Regions from separate parts of the Mus musculus genome. Here region 1 is linked to region 2. The links are chromatin loops, found by intact Hi-C in ENCODE. Cell type or tissue: heart. All regions are shown on one strand.

Region 1 (8,000 bases), 50 kb after region 2:
CAGTAGGGTGTTCAGGGATGGTACGGGCCACTCACCAGTGGTGGCAGAGACAAACTGATGGCTTCCAGAAAGTCAGCCTTGTAGTCTTTAGGAGATTTGTGAAGGGCCTAGGCTGAGGATTAACTTAGCTTTTGATGGTGGTGACTCAGGGTAGCCATGGGGTACTGAGGTGGCCTTGGGGAATTCCTTAGGAAAGACGGCCTTGAGCCTGGCAGGTGGAGTATTATGTGCAAGTGTGTGCATGCCACAGTGGCTGAGGCAACTCTATCAGAGCAGGGCTACCATGGATTCTAGTATGAAGAGGTTTCCCTTAGGAAGCAGCTAGCAACGAGTAGCATTGTGTGAGCTGCTGGGCTGTGTGTTCTTAGCATGCATTATACATATATATATAAAATCTTGTTTGTTTGTGTGGGTGTGGTACTGTGAAGTTGCCTGCTGTTCCTAGTACACCACAGGTGTTATAGGCATAGCCTAAGAGCTGCTTTGGGTGTTGGACTCTGGCTGAGGAGAAGCAGACGTAGGCAGCACTGATTGGATTTTTGCTGTGCACCCCAGAAAACATCTCAGACCTAAGCATTCACCTTCAAAACCATTTGGGAGCTGTCTCACTCTGCTGCCTGCCCGGCAATGAATTGGGGAGAGAAAGGTCAAGGAGTAAAGATGTATGGCCGCCACCTTAGCAGACAAGGTCTGACCTGGGAGTGTCATGGCAGGCCCATGCTCCAGTGTTGAGGGGCAGAGACATTGGGCCAGGCCTGCTGCCTTCTGGTGCTTGAGACAATGGCTCCCTCTTGCTAGCTGTACAGTTGGGTACAGCGTGGGGTCAGACACCCAGCAGTATAGCGGAGAGTGCAGCTGGCTAGACAGCCTGTAGTTCCTGTTGCTCTTCAGACATTAAGCCCTGCCTTTGCAAGCCTAGAGGGCAAAGTTTGGTGTACAGTGTTAAGTATTAACCACTGTTCCCAAGCTCCCGGCCCTGGCCAAGTGGCTGGGTGGAGTTTTCTGTCATTTGGAGTGATAGCTACACAGGAGGCAGCCACTGGAGTGTATGAATCCTGCTGGACTGGACTTCAGAGGGAAGACTCCTCTATGTAGAGGCAAGGAAGCCCTGTGTAGACAGAAGTGGATGACACTCAGGAGTAGTTAGTCAGTCTTGACTGTGGTGGCTTGAGGTGCCAGGTCCAAATGGGTGCTGACTTTGAGTCCCCACTACGGATCAGTCATAAAGTTTATTACCTTCCTATTATGCAAAGGAGAGAAACTGCCCTTTAGGGTAGGATCTGGGCTGTGCAGATAAGCCTTCCATTTCTGTTCAATGGCAGGCCCATCTTGGTGATGAGACTTTCAGCTGTCTGTTCATGTGTATGTCCATGGTAGCCAGGCCACAAGCAAGTATAGGTTTGGGGCTTCTGAGTGTGTAATTGTGTTGTCCCTGGATCTGAGTTGCTTAGTAAGCATGTCAGATGTCCCCTTTGGCTGCAGGCGTCTATAGAATCAAGTCTCTCTTAAGTAAGGGCCTGCGCTGCTGGTGCTGGTGTCTTAGGGTCTAGGATACCTATAGGTGAGAGGCAAGACTGGCGCCACCAGCCAGTTGCTGGGGTACCTAGGCTGTTTCCTCCTTGGGTAGGCTTGTTTTAAGAAAACCATTGGGTTAGGTGTAGAGGTGGGCTGGTGTATTGGGATATGAGCTGGCAGTGCCACTTCTTGATCTGATATTCTCAGATCCACTCATGTGTTTTATCACAGCCCCATGAGGGAAGGATCTGAGGAATTCTAGGGAAGAAAAGGGTAGCAGTCCAGATCTGTGTTTTCATAGTTAGACATGTTTTCACTTCCTTGCTAGTTCAATGCAGGGGCTTGGGTGTCATCATCTCTGGCCTTCTGGTGGCCTGAGCTCCTGTCTTTGATGTTTGCTTACGTTAGAGTGACCCATTTCTGAAGATGGCAAATGACTTTTGAGCATTTCTCAGTGCCTCAGTTTTTCTCACCAGGGCCTCATCTCTTACAAAGGCAGCCGTGACCTTTCATCTTTAGGCCCATCCTTCTGTGGGTCTCTGGCGCCAGCAGGCTGGGCCTGGCTTTCTCAGAGGCTCAGGAAACATCTGATGGCCACTGGGGAGGACTGAGTGCTCTGGAGGCCAGAGGAGGGAGTGCCAGTGGCTCTTGGGTTTCCCTTTTCATTTAATGGAGGGACTTGACCACAGCCCAGACAAGTATGTAACTGAAGCTGCCCCTGGGAGGATCTGATTGGTGTCCTGTGGGGCTGATGTAGGGGGTGCACAGGCTCTATCCTCCTGCTTTTTTTTTTTTTGAGACAGGGCTTCTCTGTATAGCCCTGGCTGTCTTGGAACTCACGCTGTAGACCAGGCTGGCCTCGAACTCAGAAATTCACCTGCCTCTGCCTCCCAAGTGCTGGGATCAAAGGTGTGTGCCACCATGCCTGGCCTTCCTCTGCTTTGTTGTGGACCTCTATCATCTGGGCGTTTGGGGAACAGCATGCCCTTTCTCAGCTCCGATGATGCTCTGCTCTCTGGAGAAGAGAGACAGGATCATGGCTAGCACCAGCGTGTGACATGGGATGGGAGACTGAGGTCACTGAGACTGTCTTCCTGAAGGGTATACCTTTTTAGATTAAAAGTCCCAGACTGCTTAGGTAGCTTCTACGGCTGTCATCCCATAGATGACTAATGTCCTGAGGTTTGCCCCCCACAATGGAACAGTCTGGAGCTCTAATTTCTTTTGGCCTTGTGCGGGGAGTATGTTGCCATGTAGATGAACAGTGGGCATGTTTCTATGTACACGTGTGCATGGTATGCACACATAGGTGCAGTGTACATATAATTATGGTATATACTAATGAATGGGTGAAAACATGTATATGTGTGAGTGTGCATGAGTAAACATGTGTAAGCATATGCCATATGTATGCATGTAGAATAATGTTGTGTGTACTGTGTCCGAAATCGTGTAATTGTAGTGTGTCAGCTTGTCTGAATTAGCTGCTTCTTTGCATAGAATCTCTTGGATGTCAGGTGGTAAGGCTCCACTCTGCTTCTCTGGGTTTTAGCTGGTTTGAACATAGATTTAAAAGCCTATTGGAGGAGATGCCTACCCAGACTGCTTTGTAAGAGGACATAAGGAATACCAGTGACCTTTATGGTCACGTCTTGGGGACAGTCCTACTAATCCTAGGGTAGGAGGTAGAACAGGCTTGCCACATCGTTTGGGAAGCCTTGCTTTACTACTCTCTGGGCCCCCCAGACCTTTTTACTACTGTTCCTCTGAGAATCTTTGCCTTTCAAGCTATGTGAGACATGGTGCTACTGAGTTAGGCTAGGGAGAGCAGGAGAGTGGACAACTAGTTGTGCATTTAGGTACTAACCAAGGTTTGCAGGGTTTCCTGCCCTCCTAGGCATTAACTTTGCTCACACACCTGGCTTGACAGTTTCTGCTTAAACCCAGACCTGTTCCCATGGAGCCTTGTGGAGAGAAGTGGGGCTGCCTGCCACTCTGGTGCAGATATTCTCCTGCCTGTGCATTAGAGCCCCACCTGCAGCCCAGCAGCAGTGCAGCCTTGAAGCAAAGTGTATTGCTTTGCAGGAAGAAGGTGGGGTTGGGCCTGAGTGCAGAGGAAACACTCTAAGCCACTAACTTCAAAAGTTCCCACACTGAATCAGAGTGACAGAGAGGCCAAGTCGGGCCTGAAAGTCTTGAGCAGGACTTGGAACAGGTGGGAAAGGACTGGGCCTGTTCCCTGAAGGACAGAGTGGCTCTCGACTGGACCTCTCTGTCCTGGAAACCTGAGATGGGAGGCAGGGGTTAGAGGAATGTGCATGGAAAATGCTATAAGAAGTAAGTGGCCCTCTTACTTCTGTGGGTGGTTCTTGGTTCTCAATATTTCCTTTGTTTTCTCTTCAGAACGCGTTGTTCATTCAGCCAGCAGTTTGCTGTTGAAAGTGGAAAGCTGTCAGCCTGGGGTCTTGTCAGTCAGCCTGTGGCTCTCTCTCATTAACCATGCTCTATCGTCTGTCCCCCTGGCCTGGATTTTCCAGGTTGCTGGATTTTCAGGATGCGTGAAAGTTCTAAGAATCTGGAGGGCAGTCAAGAGCCGGTGGGCATTCTTTTGAGTTTTCAGGGCCCTGAACTCTGAAACTCATTCTAGCACAAAACCATTTCACAATGCAGCCACCAGGGTAGTTTTATGGTGGTGGTCTTGTCTCGGTGCAGGCCGTCCTCAGGAAGCCAAAGAGCACCTTAATGTTACCAGGTGGGACTTCATTTTGTTGTGGGTGCTTAGTAGCCAGGCCTATGAGCTAAACAGGTTGCCTACCTCCTCCCCCAGGCCTCTGTACACAAACTCAGCTCCTCTGTGACCCATGCCCCATCTCCAGTGTTGCTAAGCTGGGTAGACTTTCCGCCTACACTTGATGGCAGGAAAGGGAGGAGGCTGCTGGCCTTTGCAGCCAGCTCTATTGGCCAGCCTCCTCAACCTATCAGGGAATATGGCTCTGAGTCCCCGGGGTTGCTTTCTATCCCTCCCTTGAGCCATCGAGGGATTAGTAGTAATGTCCTGGAGTGGAGCCCTGCCTGCCTCAGGAAGAACAAGGGTGGGAGAAGGCTATGCCTGGGTCATGCTGTTAAGGCCTGGCTGCCTGTGAATGGGTCTGGGGGCCTGCCAGGTTGTGCCTGGTTTCTCCCTACTAAGACACCACTCTGCAGGGAGCAGGCTGGGAGTGGGGAATCAACTTGCTGCCCTGGAGCAGATCCTGGGCTGAGGGCCAGCGGTGGTTCTGGCACTGCTTGGCTATGCCTATGAAGCTTGGCTGGATTTCACAAATACCTGATGCTTATCTAGTGGAGAGGTTGTCTCCTCCCATGCCCAGGACCCTGGCCACCTCTGACCTATGTGCACACCTCTCTTACATAGTCAGAATCTCTGAAGGGACTGGGTTCCTAAAGCTTGAAGCCTTTAGTTCCTCCTTCAGTGGGACTGGAGAGACTGCAGCTACAGGAGGAAACTGCATTTTGTAACATGCTTGCTGAAAAGGAATACCGCATTTGCATGCTTTAGAGGAATCCATTAAGACATATTTGAGGGGATTGGAGAGATGGCTCAGCAGGTAAGAACACTGACTGTTCTTTCAGAGGTCCTGAGTTCAATTCCCAATAACCACATATGTGAGGGGTCTCTAAGTAGAAGGTGGGTAGGTGCTGGTTGGTCTTTGTTAAAAGTCAGCAAATTTGCATTTCCACAGGTGAGTTGCATCCAAACACAACCTTGTTTGTCACATGCAGGTCACAACCAACCACAGCATTGTGACTTTCTGGGACATTATGCTTACTATTATCTGTGGTTATCCATACACTTTAAAATGCATCAGGCTTCAGTTGGACATCTATGAAGCAGGGAGAGCCTATATCTAGTGGGCATCTGTGAACAACTGTCCCCAGGCTAACCTAGGGCTGTCCCCATGTAAGATGACAAAGTGAAAAGCCAAGGTGTTTCTCCAGGTTGAAACGCATCCTGTAGCCTTCATGACAGAGGTCAGGGTTGGCCCAGGTCCCTTGCAGCTTATAACATGCCTTCCCAAGCATCTGATGCACTTGTAAGGAAACTCCATGGATCTCTGTGGGCCCAGGGCCCTGGTGAGTTTTCATAGGAGGCCTTGCAGTGGGCTTTTCCCCTGTGAAGAACTGCAGCCTATGAGGAAACACGGGCTTGTGGGCAGTGTTTACAGAACTGCCAGCCCTTGTATGGTGGTAACAGTGGCTAATCCCCTTTACGTCATAGACAGGATGCCCAGACAACACCCTGACCATCTAGGTCGGTAACAGGGTGTTACAGCAGATGGGTCTTAAGTGGGGGTTCCAAGGGTGGTAGGTTGTTGGGGTGGCTGATCAGGATCTGGGCCTCCCTGGTGCCAGGTAGGAATGATACAGTCCGCCTGACCTTATGGCAGTATTGTGGAGCTGTGCTGCGGCTAGTCCGCACTAAAGAGTTATGATGCTTACTCTCTCTGCGACTACTGCCATATTCCCCGGAGGGTCTCTGTCCACTGATGCCTAGGTTCTGAGGGGTTTCCTTGTTTGCCCTGCATGTTCTACTTACATGTATGTCTATGTACCATGAGTGTCTTGTGCCAAAAAGAAGCCACCTAGAACTGGTGTTGCAGTTGGTTGTGACTCACCTTGTGGGTTTTGGGAATTGAATACTGGTCCTTTGAAAGAGCAGTCTTAGTGTCTTTGTCCTGTCCCAGGAGTCCTCAGGATATCTAGTTGTCCTTGTAAGAGTTTCTTACACTTACTCATTTCTGGTAACCTGACATCATGGGAGTAAGGTTAGGTCCTGGAGAGTTCTGTGGGGATCATTTCACTTCCCGCCTGGGTCTGGGTCTGGGTCTGGGAGGAAGGGTTTAGGGGATGAGTGCCTGCCCTTTATTTAGTATAACATTGGGTCTTTCACTGTCCCAGGATTCAGCCCTGTTAACCTGATCACTGGGGACAGTTGTCTGAGGCCCCTCTACTCAATCTCCTCTCTAGGTCTCTCCCTTATCGAGTTGGCTGCTCTATCTCCTTCACTGAATTGTCCACAGTCAGACCCTTTAGCCTTTGGGTCTGACATTTAGCCCTTTAATTTCTCTTTCGACAAATGACACAAGGCGTGGTCAGCTGATATACCACCCTCTCTGGTTTCTGTTCAGGCTGGCTGCCCTTGGAACAATCCTTTGCTGCTGAGGTATCAGCTGGCAGCTAGTAGGTATAACACAGGGAGTAGGCCCTGGCTGCCAAATGGGGCAGTGAAGGATTACGGAGTCACTGGCTGCTAGAGATGCCTGAGACCTTTATATATGCATCTCAAAGGCAGATGTCAGAAGATAGCTGCATGTGGCACAAGATAGGCATGGTACCTTCAGTTGTATCTTTCTAGGAGTCTGTATGGCTTCCCTTGGATTTGAGGTTCTTTGATGTTTCTGTAGTTGATTGTTTTATAGTTTTATACATGATGTTACCAATGCAGGCACCAGCTCTGCTGGAAGGTTTGCTAGAAGTGCTTGCCTTCATGAGGAATCTCCATGGTTTGTGGCCCCCTCTAATCTAAAGGAGAATTCCCTCAGTACTTTAGCTCCTCTCTTCTGTATCCCAAGACCTGTGGGTCTGTGGGCTCAGAGGCTCTGGGGTTTGTAGCAGATACATGACAGCTCAGCCAAGCAGTCTTTGTCTTTCTGTTGTTTCCATGAGTGAGGCTTGCAGGGAGGAGAGGGTACATTCATAAGTCATTTGTTCTATTCTAGATTTTATGGCTGAAGATCCTTACCTGTCATTTGTTATTGTTGTTTTATTTTTGTGTTTCTGAGACAGGGTTTCTCTATATAGTTCTAGCTGTCCTGGGACTCAACACGTAGACCAGGCCGGCTTCAATCTCACAAAAATCAACCTGCTCCTGAGTGCTGTGATGGATTAAAGGCGTGGGTCCCAGCCATCAGACTCTGCCACATTTCTTAATGACAAAATCAGCCAGGAAAGATACACTGTGAAGCAGAAAAGATACACTGTGAGGCAGGAAAGATAAACACTGTGAGGCAGGAAAGATACACTGTGAGGCAGGAAAGATAAACACTGTGAGGCAGGGAAGATACTTTGTGAGGCAGGGAAGATACACTGTGAGGCAGGGAAGATACACTGTGAGGCAGGGAAGATACACTGTGAGGCAGGGAAGATACACTGCGAGGCAGGGAAGATACACTGTGAGGCAGGGAAGATACACTGCGAGGCAGGGAAGATACACTGCGAGGCAGGGAAGATATACTGTGAGGCAGGGAAGATACACTGTGAGGCAGGAAAGATACACTGTGAGGCAGGAAAGATACACTGTGAGGCAGGAGAGTGGGGAGAGCTGAATGACTTAGTCACATCTCTAGTCCATCACCAACTCTTACAGAACCCAGGTGTCTCCAAGTAGTGTTCTCTGTTTCCCCATCCTGCATTTATAGGGAGCACTT
Region 2 (8,000 bases):
GCAACTAAGTTGATAATAGACCTTGAGGTAATTTAAAATTGTATATTCTATCTGCTGTTCTACTATGTATTCAACCAGTTTAAGCATAACATGTCTTCAGAAAAACAATGTAACCAACCTTACCATGCCTTAAATTCTCCATGTAATCAACTTTTACAACCAAAGCTACATGTATAACTTTACTTTTAAATAATGTAGTCTTCCATGCTTTGACCCAGAATGGAGGGGGGGTTGGGGTGGGGTAATTGATTATTTGCTGAAAGTAACCAACAGACTTAAATCAACCTTAAAGGCAACAAATATCACATAAGTGTTGAAAGCAGCATGTGGATGTAGGTTGATAGCATCAGTGTGAGGTTTCTAGTGCGGTCCTGGACCAGTAAAGAAACTTCTCTTGTAAACCTCTGTTAAATATTTCTGTTTTTTAAAAAGGGCTCCTCATTCCTTTTTCATAACATGTTTTCTGTGGTGTTCAGTAAATAAAGGTCAAAGGCATTTTTAGGGACCAACAACAGAGTCAAACACAGACAACAAACAAACTAGAGACACACTGCAGACTATGAACAGACAGAAGATTCAGGGAGAAAGAGGGAGATTTCAAATCTAAGTCAGATCTTGCTCTAAAGTACCCCAAGAGGAAGTCTCTGTTCTTACTATCTCATGTAATATCCACACAAATGTTCGGGTACCAGAGGTCTGGTCTTCCTAGTGAGAGGCCAAATCTTGTAAGTTCAGACTCCATTTTAGAGAACCTGACCTAAGTTTGAACTCAGATAAACTGACAGGCCGGTACCTAACATTAATTTCCATGTTGCCCTCCAACAAATTCTGAGCCTAGCTCTAGCCTATAGGCTAATCCCCAACAAGACCAGCATCTCCAGGTTATCCCCCACCCCCAACAAACCTGCACCCCCAGGTTACAAGCCCACCCCTATTGGTGGCCTAACAACCACCAATGCAGAGGGGAGCAGAAATTAAGTTGATGATATGACTCCCCAGCACCAGCTGATTATATTAAAGGCCACAGTAGCTTTGCAAGCAGATCCTTATACACTTACCACACACACACACACACACACACACACACACACACACACACACACTTGCTGCTTATTATAAAGCCTCGCCCTCTAGATATTTGGGGCTTGCTCACCACCAAAACTGTCAGTAACAGTGGTGCATTGGGGGAGCCCGAGCTCAAATAGAATAAACACCTTGCTATGAGTTGCATCAGATTGGCTCTTGTCTGTTTTTTTAGGGGGGAATCTACCAACATTTCCCTGGCACTACACTAGGACTGGAGTTCCAATCAATTGAAAGATATCTGAGGTGGATGTGTCCTGGGAATCAAACTCTGGTCTTCTACAGGAGTAGTGTGTGTCCTAAATACCTGAGCCATCATTCCAGCACCCCAAGGTTGTTATTTAAATATGGACTCTGACTCTCCTGGTAGAGCCCAAGAGCCTCCCTTCCTCCAAGTCTCCACTCTTGTGAGAGACCTCAGTATCCTGGGTGTCCTAAGGCACTGAACTGGAGCGGCACGTGTCCCTTCTGTGTGTATCTGGTGAAAAAATTGCAGATCTTGAGCTTTGTCATTAACGATATTAGGCAAGTTCAAATTGAGGCTTTTTTTTTTAAACTGGCTAATACTCCTCCAAAAAGGTTAAAGGCAGCCAAGTATTGTGTTAGAACATGTTATTCAAGCAATTGGGAACCTTTGGCTCATAAAATTCCAGGCCAGCTCGAGCTACCTAGTAAGACCCTGTAATAACAACAAAACAAAGTGCTAACTGGGCATGGTATCACAAACACGCGATCCAACTAGTTAGGAGGTAGAGGTGGAAGGATCAGAGTTCAAGACCAGGCCCCACAGTGCAACAAATTCAAGAAGAAACTGGCCTACAAGATGAGATGAGACCTGGTCTTTTAAGAAAGCCAAAATGCCAACGCTTAGGGAGGTATCACAGGCCTTCAAACAGGTATTCAGAAGGGAGAAGCAGATGGCTCTCTATGAGTTCAGGGCCAGTGTGATCTTCATAGGTAGTTCCATGCTTACTAGGGCTATAGAGTAAGACACTGTCTGGAAACAAACAACCAAACCACTGAACACTCATACACACACACACACACACACACACACACACACACACCAAAACAACTTACCCACAACTGACACAAACTACTCAACTAAACATAGAAGCCAAACACTGCGCAAAATCCCTAGAACCACTGCATAAAATTCCCAGATATTAGTTGACTAAGGCCCAAGACTAACTTGAACTACATAGTGAGCACCAGGCCAACCTGCCCTTTGGCCTTGGGCAATACTCTGTGTAAAGGCTTTTGTCAAAGTGGGACTCCTTTTTATTGTTTGTGTTTTTTAGATTTATTTATTCTATGTATGTGAGTACACTGTCGTTCTCTTCCGACACACCAGAAGAGGACATCGGATCCCATTTCAGATGGTTGTGAGCCACCATGTGGTTGCTGGGAATTGAACTCCAGGATCTCTGGAAGAGCAGTCAGTGCTCTTACCCACTGAGCCATCTCTCCAGCCCCAAAGTGGGCCTCCTCAGCAGTGCCCTCTACTCTTTCTGCTTATCACAAGGCACCTACGGTCCTGGAAGCTTGCCTAGCCTATTCCTGGGTTTGACGGAATGTCTAGCATACGTGGAGAGCAAACAGCATAATGAATTTACATTTACATAAGACATGAATTATATCATGTCTTAGATCCTTTTCCTGTGATAACATACTGAGAAGGCAGCTAAAGGAAAAAGGAAAAAAAAAAGGTGTTTATTCTGGTTCAAGGATACCATCCATGCTGATGGGAAAATCAAAACATCACCTAGTTACGTCCTACTCGCAGTCAGAAGGCAGAGAGCCACCCAGTATGCGTTCTCCACCTTACAGTCTCTCCTGCTTAGGGGGTGATTCTACCCACAAAGCTGAGTTATGCCATGTCAGTTAACATAATCAAGATAGCCCCTTACAGACACCCTCAGAGGCTAACACTATTTACAGGACCCTTCACAGGTGTACCTGGAGGTTTGTCTCCTAAGGAATTCTCTCAATTGGCAGGGCTAACCGTCACAACTACCCAGTAATAGCATCCGGGAAGTTTAGAAACTGCCAATGCTTGGGTTCCCTTTTAGACAAATTAAACTAGAATTTGTGAATGGGACTTGAGCATCATTTCTTTTCATAAATCCCTCAAGGATTTCAAGGTGTGGCCACATTTTCTATTACTCATCCGATTTTTCCAAGTCTTGTTGCATGATATTTGATCACCCTGTGAACCCTGAGATTGTGCTATTTACAGAAAAAAGAAGAAGAAGAAGAAGAAGAAGAAGAAGAAGAAGAAGAAGAAGAAGAAGAAGAAGAAGAAGAAGAAGAAGAAAAAAGACCTGTTTTTAGTTGTGGCATGGCTCAGACTTTAGCATACACGAACCATAGAATGAGAAGGAGCCAGAAGATTAGAGCTGATTGCCAGAGTTACTTTGAGCCCAAGCAGAGCAAAACGGCAGAGGCCAAGAGAGAAGTCAGTTTGAATCAGACATCTTGAAGAAGAGTTTGAGCCAGAACAGCTGAGTTGAACCAGTCAGCCAGCGCTCAGAAAGAGCTAGAAAGAGTGAGCTCTTTCAGCAGTAAAGCAAGCTGTAATCCCAGCAGTAAGAAGGCAGAGGCAGGCAGAGCTCTGCGAGACCTGCTTGGTCTTCGTAGCAAGTTCCAGGCCAGCCAGGAGTACACAGTGATATACTGTCAGAGAGGAGACTAGGAGAAGCAGGGCAAGCAAAGTGGAGAGATGGAAATGTCCATAGCTTCTTGGATGAGAGATAAAGATGAAGAGAGCCATATCTTCTGAGTAGAGGCTGACAAATAAGCACACGGAAGACAGGCGGCCCCACAAGGAGGAAAAAAAAAAAATCAGAGAAAGAGCAAGAAATCCCAGAATATCAGGGAAAGCATGCCCAGTGTCCTTCTAGCATCTGAATAAAAGAGGAGTTAAAAATAACAAAAGGGGGCTCAACAAAACAACAACAAAAAGGAGTAACAGGAGGTCCCTAAAGGAGAAAGAATACTTCAGGCTGCTGCAGGTGGCAGTGTGGGTTGTGTCTCTAGCCTGCTTCCCTGCTGCTGCTGCTGCTGCTGCTGCTGCTGCTGCTGCTGCTGCTGCTGCTGCTGCTGCTGCTGCTGCTGCTGGCCTCCTCAGGCCAGTGCTGCTTTGGACAGAGCCTGGCAGAAATGTTGCAATGCAGAAGAAAGAGTCGCGGGTAAGGAGTGGGAGGCCTGTTTACCAAAACCTCTAACCTTGATATGTCATCCAGGGTCAGAGTCAGACAACTTAGGTCAACCACGGGGGTAGAGTAGGAAAGTAGCAACTTGGCAGGCAACCTCACCTCTAGCAGTGTTACTCACGGAAGGACATGTTTCTCCTCCTCCGGGCTGCTTCTTGCTGGCAAGCCTGAATAACCACCTAGGGCCAGATGGACAGAGTTCACTTGCTGCTGGGCAGTCTGTATTCCTGACCCCAGAGAACTCGACTCCAGCTCTGACCCTCCTACTGGAAGGAGAGGTTTAATTGGGGATGGTTCAAAGCACTGAGGGGGGAATGAGGAGGGAGTGGAGCCCTGTGATTTTGTGCTGAACGGGCTAACTCAGGAAACAGCTAGAAAAACCACATGATTGGACCAGCAGAGGGCACCAACACAGAGCATATTCACACAAAGTTTGTACTAAGGTGGGATTTGTACAGCTTGGGTGGGGGCCCGCCCTGTGTAGGCTGTTGATCATGCTGGCAAGGGCAGGACTGAGAGCAAGTTTGGCCAAAATTTTTCTAGGTCCCTGGGGGATGGTGTTGCCTTAACATAAGAATAGAGACAGGAGCCGGGTGTGGGCGCACACCTTTAATCCCAGCACTGGGGAGGCAGAGGCAGGCTGATTTCTGAGTTCGAGGCCAGCCTGGTCTACAAAGTGAGTTCCAGGACAGCCAGGACTATACAGAGAAACCCTGTCTTGAAAAACCAAAAAAAAGAAAAAAAAAAAAAGAATAGAGACAGGACTGTCCCACACTCATCAGGCTGAGTAGCCCTTATACATCACGTCACTTGAGACAATGAATTAATGAAGTAATGCTTTCAGAGGGACAATCTCATTTACACGGAGGAACAGGGGTAAGCAAGTCGGGATCCCCAGAGGACCCAGCTCCCTGGACCTGGCATCTGCACACTAGTCCATGGAAACCCTGATGAGCAGTGTCACCCCCAGCCAGCTCAAGTCACCCAAGATTAGTCAGTCCACTTAGGTCATAAGGACTCTGCTTGGGACTCCTAGGTCTCTCCTGCCATCCTGGCTGCCCCATGCTCCCACCTCAATACTGCATCAGTAGGCTCCTGTCACAGAGTCTTCTTGTCCACTCACCCAGAAATCTTAGGTGTGAGCTTGGATATCCAGGGCACTGGTGGACTATCAAAAAGATGTGTCTTGTTGTAGGGCGGGCCTTCTTCAGGGAGGCCATAGCCAGGAGCTGAGCAGCTGACCTAAGAGTTGTGTAGCCAGGGATGCAGCATTGATCTCTCTTGAGAGCTTCTGGGTATTGTGACCTTGAGATTCTCTAAGATAGATACTGAGTTCTCAAATACCTGTAATGTGCCTACTGACAGCCAAATCCTGGTCACCACTGCTCAGTAAACCCAGGCAATGACCCAGCCACCTTCACTGACCACACCGTGTCTCCCATAGGTAGACCCATCCTGAACAGACCTTGCCTGATCCCACCAGCACCCATACCCCACTCTGACCAAGTTCCTTTTCACAGTCACTGGGAAAATGCCACCACATCGTGTAGGTGCTGAGCAAGAGCAGAGAGGGGCAGCTGAGATGCTCCAGCACCTCTTAGAAAGACAGGAGTTGGGGCTGGCTCAGAGGGTAAGAGCACCTTCTGCTCTTCCAGAGGTCCTGAGTTCAATTCCCAGCAACTACATGGTGGTTCACCCTCATGAAATACCTTCTTCTGGTGTGTCTGAAGACAGCTACCATGCACTCATATAAATAAAATAAATCTTAACTGAAGATTTTGACTTTTGAGAGAGAGGAAGAGAGACAGAGACAGAGACAGAAACAGAGACAGAGCGCACTGACTGCTCTTCCAGAGATCTTGAGTTCAATTTCCAGCAGACACATGGTAGTTCACAACCACCTGTAATGGGATCTGATGCCCTCTTCTGGTGTGTCTGAAGACAACAACAGTGTACTCATACAAAATAGATAAATAAATCTAAAAAAAGAAGGAAGGAAGGAAGGAAGACAGACAGGCGGACAGACAGAAGTTTATAGCTAGGACTGTGATACATCAAGAAAACATTTGGGATGTTCTAACTGACCCTGGCCACATACATCTACAAGGTTATATCTTTTTGCCAGTCTCATGAATGAGAATATATATATATATATATATATATATATATATATATATATATATATAGTGTGTGTGTGTGTGTGTGTGTGTGTGTGTGTGTGTGAAAGTACCTTTTATTCACCTGATATAATTGACTCAGAGGCTTACTGAGTCTGCCTAACCTAGTCCTAATCGTGGAAGCGTCTAGCCTCCGTAAACCTTATCTAGTCCTAGAGTGTTTTCAGTCTCTGAGACTTGCGGCTGAACATGCTCACCACTTCCTACTTCTTTCTGATCTCTGACTGGCTGATTTAACTCAGCCATTCTGCCTCAGACTCCTCTCCACGCTGACTGAGTCTATCTGACTTTTTTCTTGCCTTCTCCTGAATTGATCTGCTTGGCCTCACACTGACTTTGGCAGTATGTTCTAATCTTCTAGCTCCTTCCCATTCTCTGGCTCATCCCATCTTCACCTGTGTCTAGCTTGTTCTCTCTCTGCAACATGTTTCTGTACAACTGTCTGGTAAAACTGCCTCCCTTCTCTCTCTGCACTGCTCTCTCTTAAGTAGCCTTTCTTTTCACTCTGCTCTCGTGACAGGCATATCCTATTGTCTAAGCTCTCTCTAATTCATCACTTTTCTGCTTTTTAATTAGACATCACTTTCAAACACGGGTGCTTCCTTCTACAAACTAACTTTACTTTCATTATTTGGGATTAAAGGTGTGTGCTAAGAGTGTGTCTGTATTGCAGCCAGAGGGATTAAAGGTGTGTGCTAAGAGCCTGTCTGTATTCCAGTCAGAGTAGCCATGTTGTTGGATTAAAATCCTTGTACAATACCAAAAGAAAAACTACCTGTAGGCTATAGGGATACCCACCCAGAACTCATTTGAACATAGCCTGTCTCTGTTCCAATGCTCAGGAAAGCTCAGGCCCCTACCTGCTGTGGCCCCCGTAGCTGGTAAGAATCTTCTGGAGGCAGAAAGGAAGGAAGCACCAGCTCTCCTGGGCCTCCTTCATGGCCAAGTGTCAGATACAACCAAGATACTAGCTGACTCCTTCCAGTGTCTCAAGAATGAATGTGTTCCATTGGTTTGACTCTAAGTTTAGAGCTCATTTTAAAGAGAAGTTTAGAATTACAGAATTTAGTGGACAGAACAAGGCAGATCCCACTTGTCTGTCTCCCCCACCTTTTCCCCATTGTTCCAGTGAATTCACAGAAAAAAGCCACACCTTTGATAAATATTCGAAATGCTATTTAGCTGACTAAAGTGTCTTGAGTTTTGGAGATTTGGAGTGTTGTAGCTCTGGAGTCAAATTATCCTGGGCTATCTTTTTTTTTAAAAAAAAAACATTGTTTTCTTTTACTTTTAAGATTTTATTTATTTATTATATGTAAGTACACTGCAGCTGTCTTCAGACACACCAGAAGAGGGAGGGCATCAGATCTCCTTACAGAAGGTTGTGAGCCACCATGTGGTTGCTGGGACTTGAACTCAGGACCTTCAGAAGAGCAGTCGGGTGTTCTTACCCGCTGAGCCATCTTACCAGTCCCTGGGCTATCTTTAATATGCTTAATACTTAGTTACTCACCACCTCTGTGTC

What was found. A loop is a pair of places that touch in the nucleus more often than their neighbours do. Peaks named below come from ENCODE experiments on the same cell type or tissue, not always from the same donor. Only the 100,000 strongest peaks of a DNase experiment are listed, where the experiment ranks them.
Region 1: it touches region 2 in a loop (4-fold over the local background); 15 of 42 quality-filtered maps call a loop at or near these places.

What each region holds. Positions count from the first base shown.
Region 1 is chr13:73,769,238-73,777,237 of GRCm38, forward strand. The region is part of intron 1 of Slc12a7 (solute carrier family 12, member 7); the gene reads left to right. Among named protein-coding and RNA genes, the nearest start is that of Slc12a7, 9.5 kb to the left of the region's middle. In heart, CTCF peaks have their summits at 2,133, 3,541 and 6,784; DNase peaks (open chromatin) are centred at 2,114, 4,474 and 6,724; H3K27ac peaks cover 1,238 bases.
Region 2 is chr13:73,718,829-73,726,828 of GRCm38, forward strand. No RefSeq gene overlaps it. Among named protein-coding and RNA genes, the nearest start is that of Slc6a19, 22 kb to the left of the region's middle. In heart, a CTCF peak has its summit at 4,693 (motif pointing right); a DNase peak (open chromatin) is centred at 4,593; H3K27me3 peaks cover 864 bases.